Linked DNA regions of Mus musculus: region 2 is linked to region 1. The links are chromatin loops, found by intact Hi-C in ENCODE. Cell type or tissue: heart. All regions are shown on one strand. Links, peaks and the distances in the headings refer to the core of each region. The heading gives the core; the rest is flanking DNA.

The links. A loop is a pair of places that touch in the nucleus more often than their neighbours do. Peaks named below come from ENCODE experiments on the same cell type or tissue, not always from the same donor. Only the 100,000 strongest peaks of a DNase experiment are listed, where the experiment ranks them.
Region 2: a loop joins it to region 1, with 7 times the contacts of the local background. A loop is called at or near these places in 1 of 42 quality-filtered maps.

Annotation. Positions count from the first base shown.
Region 1 is chr7:80,291,467-80,296,839 of GRCm38, reverse strand. It overlaps Prc1 (protein regulator of cytokinesis 1), which reads right to left and starts at 2,364. Exons shown (of 15, transcript NM_001374624.1): 1 at 2,249-2,364. The coding sequence starts at 2,259. Vps33b (vacuolar protein sorting 33B) reads right to left here. Exons shown (of 23, transcript NM_178070.4): 23 at 5,261-5,373. It also overlaps a transcript of Rccd1 not described here. In heart, for the core only: a CTCF peak has its summit at 2,424; a DNase peak (open chromatin) is centred at 2,509; H3K4me3 peaks cover 2,419 bases; H3K27ac peaks cover 1,652 bases.
Region 2 is chr7:80,230,463-80,235,835 of GRCm38, reverse strand. It overlaps Cib1 (calcium and integrin binding 1 (calmyrin)), which reads left to right and starts at 3,031. Exons shown (of 7, transcript NM_011870.5): 1 at 3,031-3,326; 2 at 3,458-3,492. The coding sequence starts at 3,276. Gdpgp1 (GDP-D-glucose phosphorylase 1) reads right to left here and starts at 2,943. Exons shown (of 2, transcript NM_178752.3): 1 at 2,631-2,943. In heart, for the core only: no CTCF peak of the experiment used is centred there; a DNase peak (open chromatin) is centred at 3,075; H3K4me3 peaks cover 2,748 bases; H3K27ac peaks cover 1,724 bases.

The sequences.
Region 1 (5,373 bases), core at 75-5,074:
CCTCAAACTCAGAAATACGACTGCCTCTGCCTTCCGAGTGCTAGGATTAAAGGCGTGCGCTACCACGCCCAGGTAAAGGAAAATAATTAATTGAGCTGGCTTAGTGCTTCCCCCATCCCAGCCCTCCAAAAAGGAACCACATATAGTGGTGTACTCCTTTAATCCCCACACTCAGAAGTACTCAGAAGGCAGGGGCAGCTGCATCTCTGGGGTTGAGGCCAGCCTGGCCTACACAGGGAGTTCCAGGGCAGCCAGAGCTGTGTACAGACCCTGTTTTAAAAGCACCCTACCCTAATAAATAAAATAAAGAAATCTTTTTAAAATACAACATTGAGACATAAATTCAAGGATCTCAAATCCGACTGAAACCAAGACAAGGGATTGGTGTGGCCTTCCTGCAATCTCAACAAGTGTGTCTCAGAAGTTTTTTAAAAAGCAGAAAATAGCCAGGCATGGTGGCGTATGCCTTTAATCCCAGCACTTGGGAGGCAGAGGCAGGTGGATTTCTGTTTGAGGCCAGCCTGGTCTACAAAATGAGTTCCAAGACAGCCAGGGCTACACAGAGAAACCCTGTCTCGAAAAACAAAACAAAAAACAAAACAAAAGCAGAAAATACTTGGACAAGCCATACTGGAAGACTTTATTTTCTTGGGGGAGGGGCGTGGTCTCTTATAAGCTGCTCTGGCCTTGAACCTCCCACCTCTACCTCCCAAGACAGTGGGGGGGATAGATGTGCCCCTCACCCAGCTGTCTGGCTTTCCTATTTTGAAATAGGATCTCTTTATATTGCAGATGTCTGGAACTCCCTGTCTTGAACTCCTGAGATCTGTAGATTACAGGTGAGGGTAATCATATCCAAATATACTCTGAATACAAATTTCTATTCAGTGTAAGTTAGGATTTTACTAGTCTTCATAATGCACCATTAACCCCAGAAGGGCTTAATGAATAACGTCATTCAGATGGGAATATCTGAAATCCTTAGCCTTGTACTCAATTTCTTTTCACAATACTACTTGTCAGTTGTTTTCATTCTATTCCCAGACTCTTGAGGCCAAGTATCTGGGGGTAAAAAAAATGATCAAAATCTATAATCACAAAACCAAGATTCTTAGAAATTACAAAGCCTTGTCACCCAACTCGTTGCAGAAAATTATTTTATAAATTCGAAAACGGCATTCAGCCTTTTACTCAAAGAGTCAGTTCTGATTGGATTTCCAATCGGGCACTCCCAAGCAGTGCCCGGGAATTTTCTTTTTAATAGAGGATTCTTTTTATTTATTTTCATAGGTGCGTCGGTGTTTTTCCTAGATGTATGTCTGTATGTGAGGGTGTCAAAAATCACCTGGAACTGGAGTTAAAGACAGTTGTGAGCTGCCTTGTGAGTGCTGGGAAATTGAACCCACCTCCTCTGGGAGAGCAATCAGTGCTTTTAGCCGCTAAACCATCTCTCTAACCCCGCCTGGGAATCTTAAAACGACCGGAAAAGAATTCGAATTTGTTAACTTGCAAGGAAATAAAGCCTTTCTTTCTTTCTTTCTTTTTTTTTTTTTTTTTTTTTTTTTTTTTTTTTTTTTTGTGACAGGGTTTCTCTGTGTAACCCTGGCTGTCCTGGAACTCACTCTGTAGCCCTGGCTATCCTCGAACTCAGAAATCCGCCTGCCTCCGCCTCCCAAGTGGTGGGATTAAAGGCGTGTGCCACCACTGGCCGGCTCAAGCCGTCTTCCTAACTCAAGTAAAAACGCGGAACTGTAAGACACGAAGAAAAAACGATACATTTAAAACTTTAAGGTTAAAAAAACTTCAGGGCTTTTTGTACTGTCTCACTCCGTAGCCCAGGTTAGTCTTAAACTACATCTCCTAGGCTAAACTCGAATCGATTTTGTTCTAGCCTCCCGAGCAATGCGATTACAGACTATACTCAAGAGATGAGAAGCCCACACCATTACATGCTCAGCGTTTACACAGAGAAGAGGCCGAGTAGCCGCGACTTGCGGCGGCACCTGAGCTCGGCCGCCAGCTACGCCAGGCCTGAGACAAACCCACCCCGGCCTCGAGGAAGCGTGTCAACCCCGCGCTGTCCCCGCTGCTCGCCCCGCTAGTGGCCTCGGGCACAGATGCCCTCCGGAGCCGGCTTCGAGCGCCCCAGCCACAGACATCGGTGCCTGAAGACCGGCGAACCCAGCTTGTCGAACCTGGTACCAGACCCGCACCTCAGTAATGGGTCCCGCCCCTAAGAGACCCGCACCTTCTCCTCATGGTGGACGCTCCAAGCTGTCCAGAATCGAGACCCTCCACTTGCCACGCGCGGGACGGAGAACGGTAACCAGCCGCAGCAGACTTCACCCGGAGTCCGTCTCCACTCTCGAGCCGTTGGACCCCGCGGAATTCAAACCGAGCCAGAGGCGGTGCCAAATGACAATTGGTTACCGCGTCCGCCACTCACGGAGCCCCGCCCTCGTCCCGCCCCTCCTGCGAAGGGCTGCTGCCTAGGCCTGGGATACAGAGACCGCCTAGGGCGTGGGAAGCGCTTGCACGGGGAGCGTGCGGGCCTCAATATGCGCATGCGTGCACCTATGCCCGCCTCAAGGGTGGGGTGTAGGGGTGTGGCCGATGATGTCACCGGTACCCACTGAGTTGCTGCCGTTGGGTTTCAAATTTTTGTGCTTCCTGAGAAGTATTGGGTAGACTGCCAGAACAGCTCGACTTCTTGCTACTCTCCAATGTCCCAAGAGGAGCAGGGACTAGCAGGAAAGCTTAGAAGGAAAAAAAAACCAGGCTCTTGGTCCTGGTACCTTAGTGGACAAGTTTATCGCATTTAATCATTAGAACACACCTGTTAATAATGATCATCACTATCCTGAAGAAAAAGATTTGAGTAGCTTTTCCAGAACGTAGGCGGCAGAGACAGGACAGGGAAATAGTTTGGGCTACAGGAAAAAACTGACTTGCCCAATTTAGCTGTGAGCAAATGGTGATTTGGGCTTTGTTTTTCTTGCACATTATAAGATTTAGGTAAATCAGGAAAACTCCACAATTTGAACATGACATCAAAGTATTTGTGTAGCCGGGCGTGGTGGCGCACGCCTTTAATACCAGCACTTGGGAGGCAGAGGCAGGCGGATTTCTGAGTTCGAGGCCAGCCTGGTCCGCAAAGTGAGTTCCAGGACAGCCAGGGCTACACAGAGAAACCCTGTCTCGAAAAACCAAAACAAACAAACAAACAAACAAAAAACAAAAACAAAAAACAACCAAAGTATTTGTGTGTCCTTTTCTTCCCACTGACCCATAGCATCTGTATCCCATTTTCAATGATTTACTATTACCTAATACACTGCTATGGGAGTATCTCCTTTGCTACTCAGACTAAAATTTGTAATAAAGCTGAGATGAATTTCTTTTTTGCTACCTCCTCCAAAATGATTTGTAGAAGTGTAATTATTGAATTCTCCTTTGCGAAGAGGTACTTATTAACCTATCTTCTGCACCAAACTTTACCTGGAGTATCCTTGTTACCCACAGCACTGGTGATTAGCAATGCGCTTTTAAACCACTAGCTTCCATCTATAGGCCCAAAATAAAACAAAATCTAGTTTATACTGAATTATAACTAAAATTGTCTGCTTTTCTGTATTGGTCAACTGTACCATCTATAAGAGTCTCATTATTTGCTTCTCTTTTTTATGATAAATACATTTATTAAATTTGTGTGTGTATATGGGGTGGTCATGTGTGGAGAATAGAGGGCAACTTAAAAGATTCAGTTTTCTCCTCCCACTGCATGGGTCTAGGAAGTAGAATCCAAAGCTGTGATTCTCAAAATGTGGGTCTTGAGCCCTTTGGGGGGGGGGGGGTGTCAAATAGCCCTATCACAGGAGTAGAATAGCAGACATCCTACATAACAGATATTTGATTCATAACAGTAGTAAAATTACAACTATAAAGATATTTGTTTATTTGCCTGTTTATTTGTTGAGTGCTAGGGTTATCACACCCTAGCAAGCCAAGCGCTATCACACCCTGACACACCTGTTTTTTCTGAGACAAGGTGTCATTCTGTACACCAGGATGGCATGAAACTCATTGCATAGCCCAAGCTGGTCTTGAACTTGTCAGTCATCTTCCTGCCTCAGCCTCCCATGTGCTGGGATTATAGAAAGTCATTGAGTTTGTCATCAGAAAGATTTTTTTCTTACTTTTAGAAAACAAAACATAATATTTTATTTACTAGGCACAGTAATAGAAACCTGTAATTACAACATGTGAGAGGCAGGAGGATCATGATAACTTCGAGTCCAGCCTGGTTTACATAAGTCTAGGCTAGCCAGTGATCATGTCTCAAAAAAGGAACAAGTAAACCTGTCTGTTTAAGTTAGAGCAGTAACACATTTATCTTCTGGAAGTGTACTGGAGCACAGAACCTTAGGATGGGAAGGCGTGTGTGCACCACTGTGGGCCACTGCAGCCTTCCTCCTCCTATACACGGGAGGTTAGTGACTCCCTCCAGGGAAAACGGAGTAGGCCCAGGATCGTTGAACTATTTTAATCTTATCCCTGTCTAGTTTACGTAAGAATGAGACCCAGCTATGGTTATTTTATTTGACTATGACAGTTACTGGCAGTCACCCCTAATCTACTTTTCTAACTGCTAGCCTCACTACCTCCCCAGTGGTGTATCCCAGACACTTGCCGCTTCTCCTGGCCTTGTGCTCATGGTCCATCTTCCCTCACAGTGGCTTCCTCCTCCCTCTGTCTCCTTTCTTTCTCCTTTGTTGCAACTTCCAACCATGTAACTCAAAACCCACCTATCTCTAATCCTTCCAGTAATTAGCTGTTCCATTTTATTTAACCAATAGTTTTAAATTAAGGAGCAAGGTTTGTACAACAAAGGTTGATAAATGTGAGAACTCACTCCTGGTACAAAATTTAACATTACAATATGTAGCAACAGACCAAACCTCCTCCAAGAGTAAACAATGAAAGTCCAGGTCATGAAGCACATGAAGCCCCCAGGAAAGTCTCACTATGTAAAAAAGGAGATTGTATGTCTAGGACTACAAAGATATTGCATTTGAGAACAGAGGTGCCCAGCAGTGGTTTAAAAACCACTTTAATCCCAGCACTCAGGAGGCAGAGGCAGGCAGTTTCTGAGTCCAAGGCCAGCCTACTCTACAGAGGAAGTTCCAGGACAGTCAGGGCTATACAGAGAAACCCTGTCTTGAAAACAAACAAACAAACAAACAAACAAAAAACAAAGAGAGAGAGAGAGAGAACAGAGGCTTTATTTACAATAATATTCAAACAGGATTTGCAAAGAATACCTCTCCCCTCATATCTTAGCAGCATGAACTATATACAATTTATAAGCAAGAG
Region 2 (5,373 bases), core at 282-5,281, 61 kb after region 1:
TAAAATACAAATGGCCAATATTGTTTAAAGTGTTCAATATTTTGGCCATCAGGGAAATGCAAATTAAAATACTCTCTGGGGCTGGAGAGATGGCTCAATGGCCAAAAGCACTTGCCGCTCTTCCAGAGGTTCAATTCCTAGCACCGACCCACATGGGCATCTGCCACCCTCTTCTGGCCTCTAAGGGCACCACGCACAATGCAATACACAGACATACATGCAGGCAAAACACCATTAATCACATATAAATTTAAAACGAGTTAATCAGAAGCGGAACATGACAGTACACACTGACAATCCCAGGGCCTGAGGAGTAGAGGCAGGAGAATAAAAACGTCCAGGCTAAGGGCTGGAGACCTGCAATTCAGACGGCTCGTTACACAATCACAAGGACTGGGGTTCCAGTCCTCGGTCAGGTGACTCACAAGTGTCAGCAACTCAAGCTTCAAGAGTTCCAACATCCTTGGGTCCCCATGGCACCTGCAGATGCCTGTGTGTATACACTCAACTCACAGACACCCAAAATAAAAAATTACAGAAAAATTAAAAATAAGAATAGCTACATAGCCAGCTCCAGGCCAATATGAATGGCATGAGTCTGTCTTAATAACAACAAACCAAAAAAAAGACCTGTCCCATAGAAAAGTGACTGCTTTGGGTATCACCATGGCCTGCAGTGGAAAGCACACGTGGAAGTGGTGGTAAGTCCTATGCAGATGGTCACCTCACTACACATGCAGGGAAAACTGGGCAAATGGTACTGGGTGGAATAAGAAAGCAGTTGGAGCAGGCCATGAGGAACAAGCCAGTAAGCAGTGTTTCTTCATGGTGTCCACTTAAGTCCCTGCTTCCAGGTTGACATCTGGACTTTACTCAGTGATAGAGTTAACCTGAGAGCTGTAAAATGAAACCCTTCCCTCCACAAGTTGCTTTTATCACAGCCATAGAAACTCTAAGACACATCACTATCCCCTACTTCATTATTATTATTATTGTTATTTTATTTTTTATTTTTTTAAGTCTAGAGCTAGGGTTTCACACTGTTGCTCAGGTTATCCTTGAATTTGTGATCTTGTGATACAAGTCTCATAAATAACTGGGCTTACAGCTCTGTGCCACCAGGTTCAACCTATTTAGTAACTTTAAAGTATGATATACATGCTCAGGCTTAATAAAGCTCAGAATGAGAATTAGTTAGAAGGGTCAAGAATAAATCTATACACCAGGCACCACACTCTAGGGCAGGCTCCATGCAGTAGATGAACAACTCAAAATGAACTCAATGATATATATATATATATATATATATATATATATATATTTTTTTTTTTTTTAAATAACCTTGATTTGGGGGGAGGGGCGGGGGGAATGAATCTGTATTAGCTTACTCTAGTACAGCGTTTCTCAATCTGTGAGTCCTGTCCCTTTTACAGGGGTTACCGAAGACCATTGAAAAACACAGATATTTATATAATGATTCATAACAGTAGCAAAATTACAGTTATGAAGTAGCAACAAAAATAATTTTATGGCTGGGGGTCACCACAATGTGAAGAACTGAATTAAAGGGTCCCAGCATTAGGAAGGTGAGAATTACTGCTCTCGAGGAGCAGAACTGATGAATATTTACTAAGAGGGGATTTATTAAATTGGTTTACTCAGTATTGTCTGGGCTGATCAACAGCGGCAGCTGTCCCCAAGGATGCATCTCTGCAGTCCCAAGCCGGTGCTGGGTTCCTAGAGAGCTGTTGGTCTTCAATCTGAGTTGGCAGCTGGAACACTATGATTCTAATGTCATTAAAGGAAATCCTTAGTGGCAGGTACAGGATAGAGACTTATCAGCAAGCCAAGGCAAACAGGCCAAAAGCCATCTTCCGTTTCCGTTTGGTACGGGTTGCCACCTGAGCGCACTGCCGCAGTAGATTTTCGCACTTCAAATAAACTGATCAAGAAAATCCCTCTGCTCAGGGGTTTCTATGAGGTAAGACCCTGAGTGGACCAGGAAAGCAAGCCATAGCCCCTGGGCTTTGCGGTAGAGCCTGCACCTCTCCTGGAGGCTAAAGAAGGAGCAGAGAGAAAGAAGCATGAGAAGCAAGGTTTACAGTCTCCTACCCAGAGGGTATGGAACATCTAGCTGGACTGGCCGGATGAAGGACCAGACTTCTCTAGGAATGAATACCAGTCCAGTACGAAGTTAAAATATTCTCAAATAAATTGTAATTGACTTGGCCCTGTTGTGCCAGGTGACGAAGCAAAAAAAAAAAAAAAAAAGAAAAAAGAAAATCCCTCACAGGAGTGTCAAGCTGTTTCCCTTCTCCTTGACTCCAGATCCAACCAAGTTGACCACCCAGATCACAAAATCCACATTTCCTCCTCCGGAAGCTTGGAATCTTCACTTTTTCACACAGTGTAAATATGTTCATACTTGCATCTGATTATTATTTGAGAGGAGAGAAGGGCAAATCTTGGTTCCTACAGCTGGAAGCTCGCAATTTGTGGGAGGAATCAAAGGAGGCACCCCAGCTGTGACGATAAAACAGCAGGAGGGACCTGTGGACAGAACTGACCTCTAAATACCGGAGTCCGGACACATCACTGAAATTGAACCTGTTTGTAAAATGGAAGCCTACCTTGCTAACTGTTCCACGAATGGGCGATAACTGCACAATCCAGTAAACACCTTCAAGAGCCACTTCAAGAGGAAGCTAAGCTTCTTCTGGAAGAATTGGCACGGTGGCAGAGGCTGCAGCTCTTGTCCCGTGAGACAGTCTAGGACTGACCCTATCCGCAGAGGGGCACCGGATCTCCTCCAGCCCGGGAGCGAGTATGGAGGTTACCCGCCTCCACCCAGAGCTGGGGTCTTCTGCACTTGATTTAGGTGAGGCGGATGCATCTCAAGGCTCAGTGCACAGACGGGTCCCGGAACTCAGCAAACGCGTGAAGACCGCGACGCAGGCGCAGTCTGCATCACGTGCGCATGGCTCGTTCCGCCCCGCCCACTAGAAGGCGGGGCCACGAGGCCTGGGCCCCGCCCCGATGCGTCCGGCTCCTCCCCGGGCCCTCCCTCCAGCTCTCCTGGGCCCGCGGGGAGCCGGGAGCCGGCCCGCTGAGCGGCGCTAAGGGTGGCGGGGCACTGTAGGCAGGGGCGGGCCCGGGGGCGGAGGCCAGGCAGCGGTTGCTACGGGGACTGGGCGGGGACGCGGCCCCGAGGACGGAAGTGAGAAAGTTGCCGGCGTCCCGGGGAGAGTTGGCCTAGCTGTGCGCGCACCGCGGCGATGGGAGGTTCGGGCAGTCGCCTGTCTAAGGAGCTGCTGGCCGAGTACCAGGTGCGCGGGGCGCCAGTTCTCGCGGAGCTCGCGTGCGAGCCCGCGCAGGGGAGTGGGGTTCGGGGAACAGGTGGCGGGGCGGCCGTGGCTTTCGGGCGGCTTGCAGACCCTTGTCTGGATTTGCCTTTCAGGACCTGACGTTCCTGACCAAGCAGGAGATCCTCCTGTGAGTGCTGCCCTGACCCCGGTCCTCCAACTCGGGATTGCCAGGGGAGGGCTTTGCGGGTACTTTTCTCGCGGGATACGGATTGGACGTCTCACCTCCGAGGGTGGGGCTGTGCTTCTGGGATGTCAGGATCACTGGATCTGGAGTCGGAGGCTCAGAGTGCAAGTCCCACCCGCTCCAGAGCCTCACCTTTGCACCACGCAAACACTTCTGTGTATCCAGGAAAAGTTGAACTGTTTGAGCTCCTCTAGCCTCCTCACTGCCGAGCTTCCTGCTCGCTTCTAAAAGGAACTGCTGTGACTCTTTGCGGACTTTGCCCTCTGGCAAAACCAAGAGGTCTTGTACGTGGCTCGCTCCAATCCCAACTTTACCTGTTTAATTCAGTAACCGTTAACGTTTACTGAACCCTTACTCTGCCCAGTAGCTCCTGAGTGATCCACACATTACTTCAGGAGGAGGTTACAGATCAAGGAATCAGGTTCAGAGAGTTCTGAGAACTTGACTATAAAGCACACTATAAGTGATTTGCTGGCCAGAGCGCTTGAGTTAGGTTCCTAGCCCCACAATGAAATTCTACTGGGAAAGAGGTGGTGGCTGAGAGGAGTCTCTGGAGTGGAGGTAACATGTGTTTTTGTTACTGTAATGTTAGAGTCCAGGTACTTGGCCCACACAGGCAGTCCTAACCAGCTAGGCTGTGCTACCTGTCCTCAGTAGGCCAAGGAAAGGGACAATATTGAAAAGCAGAGAAACGAAATGTATCCAATGTGGCCATACTGGGAAAAAAAAAAAGCTAAGAATGGACATGACCGCTCCTCCCCCCATCTTTAAGTCAATCTTCATGTCCAGCTGATGTGAGGTTTATATTTAAATAAAGGGCAAGGGTATGTAAAATTAAGCAGCAGTCCTGGGCAAGATGGAGTCTCTCCTTCATTGTCTCAGCTCTAGTCTCATGAAAGGTGATCTTCTGACAAGTTACCAGAGCCGTCTGTGTAAAATCTCTTCCTGGTAGACATTTTCTCCTAAGTAGACAACAGGCTTCAATTCATCCTTCTCACAACACGAGATTGCCGGGGAATTCCAATTTCTCGGGGGACATTGTTTCTGTAGTTCAATAGCCAAAGGGACAGGCACAGATGTCTCTAGAGTTATCTTTTTCCTGCCAGGACTGTTGCAAAGAATGCCTGACACTGAAAGGGAAAGTCGCAGCTCAGGACCCCCAGACCAAGTTCTTAGCACAAAGGAGATTTATTGCCTTAGAGGGACAGAGGGCAAGAAATAACAAAGACATGAGTTCGAAGACAGGAAGAAGGGGAAGGGAACAATGGAGAGGTGGAAGGAGTATTTGTCCTACAGGAGAAAGGACTGCCTCTGGATAGAGAGGAGACAGACATGGACATAGGAAAATGGCAGATTATAAAGGTATAAGGGGAAACCCTGGGCTACGAGGAGGTGTTTAATTTTAGCCAAAGGGGGCTTTTGATTGCTGGACGTGAATACTTTGATAGCTGGACCTTGGTCGTCGGCCTCAGGAGGAGGAAGTGGCCAAATAGGGGAATAGACTTTGGGGGCTGGCTTTAGCAATGTAGGTTTGTAGCAAGGTAGAAGGAATTGGGCCCTGCAGAGTGAGCAAGGCCTGCCAGAACCATGCTCACCAAGCTAGTCAGAGTCCCTTCAGATAGTGTCTTGCAGACATGGGTAAGTTCTTATAATTGCCCACCCTAAGAAGGGACCCCCCCAAGCCTCTGCTGTTTTGTGAATTACCCTCTTTGGCTAAAGATTGCCCAATGACTGGGAATCCTGGGTGTGTGACTTAGTTTCACAGCTGGTTTATAGGGCATTCAAACCGCAGAATGGGGATGTCATAAATACAGGGAGACTGAC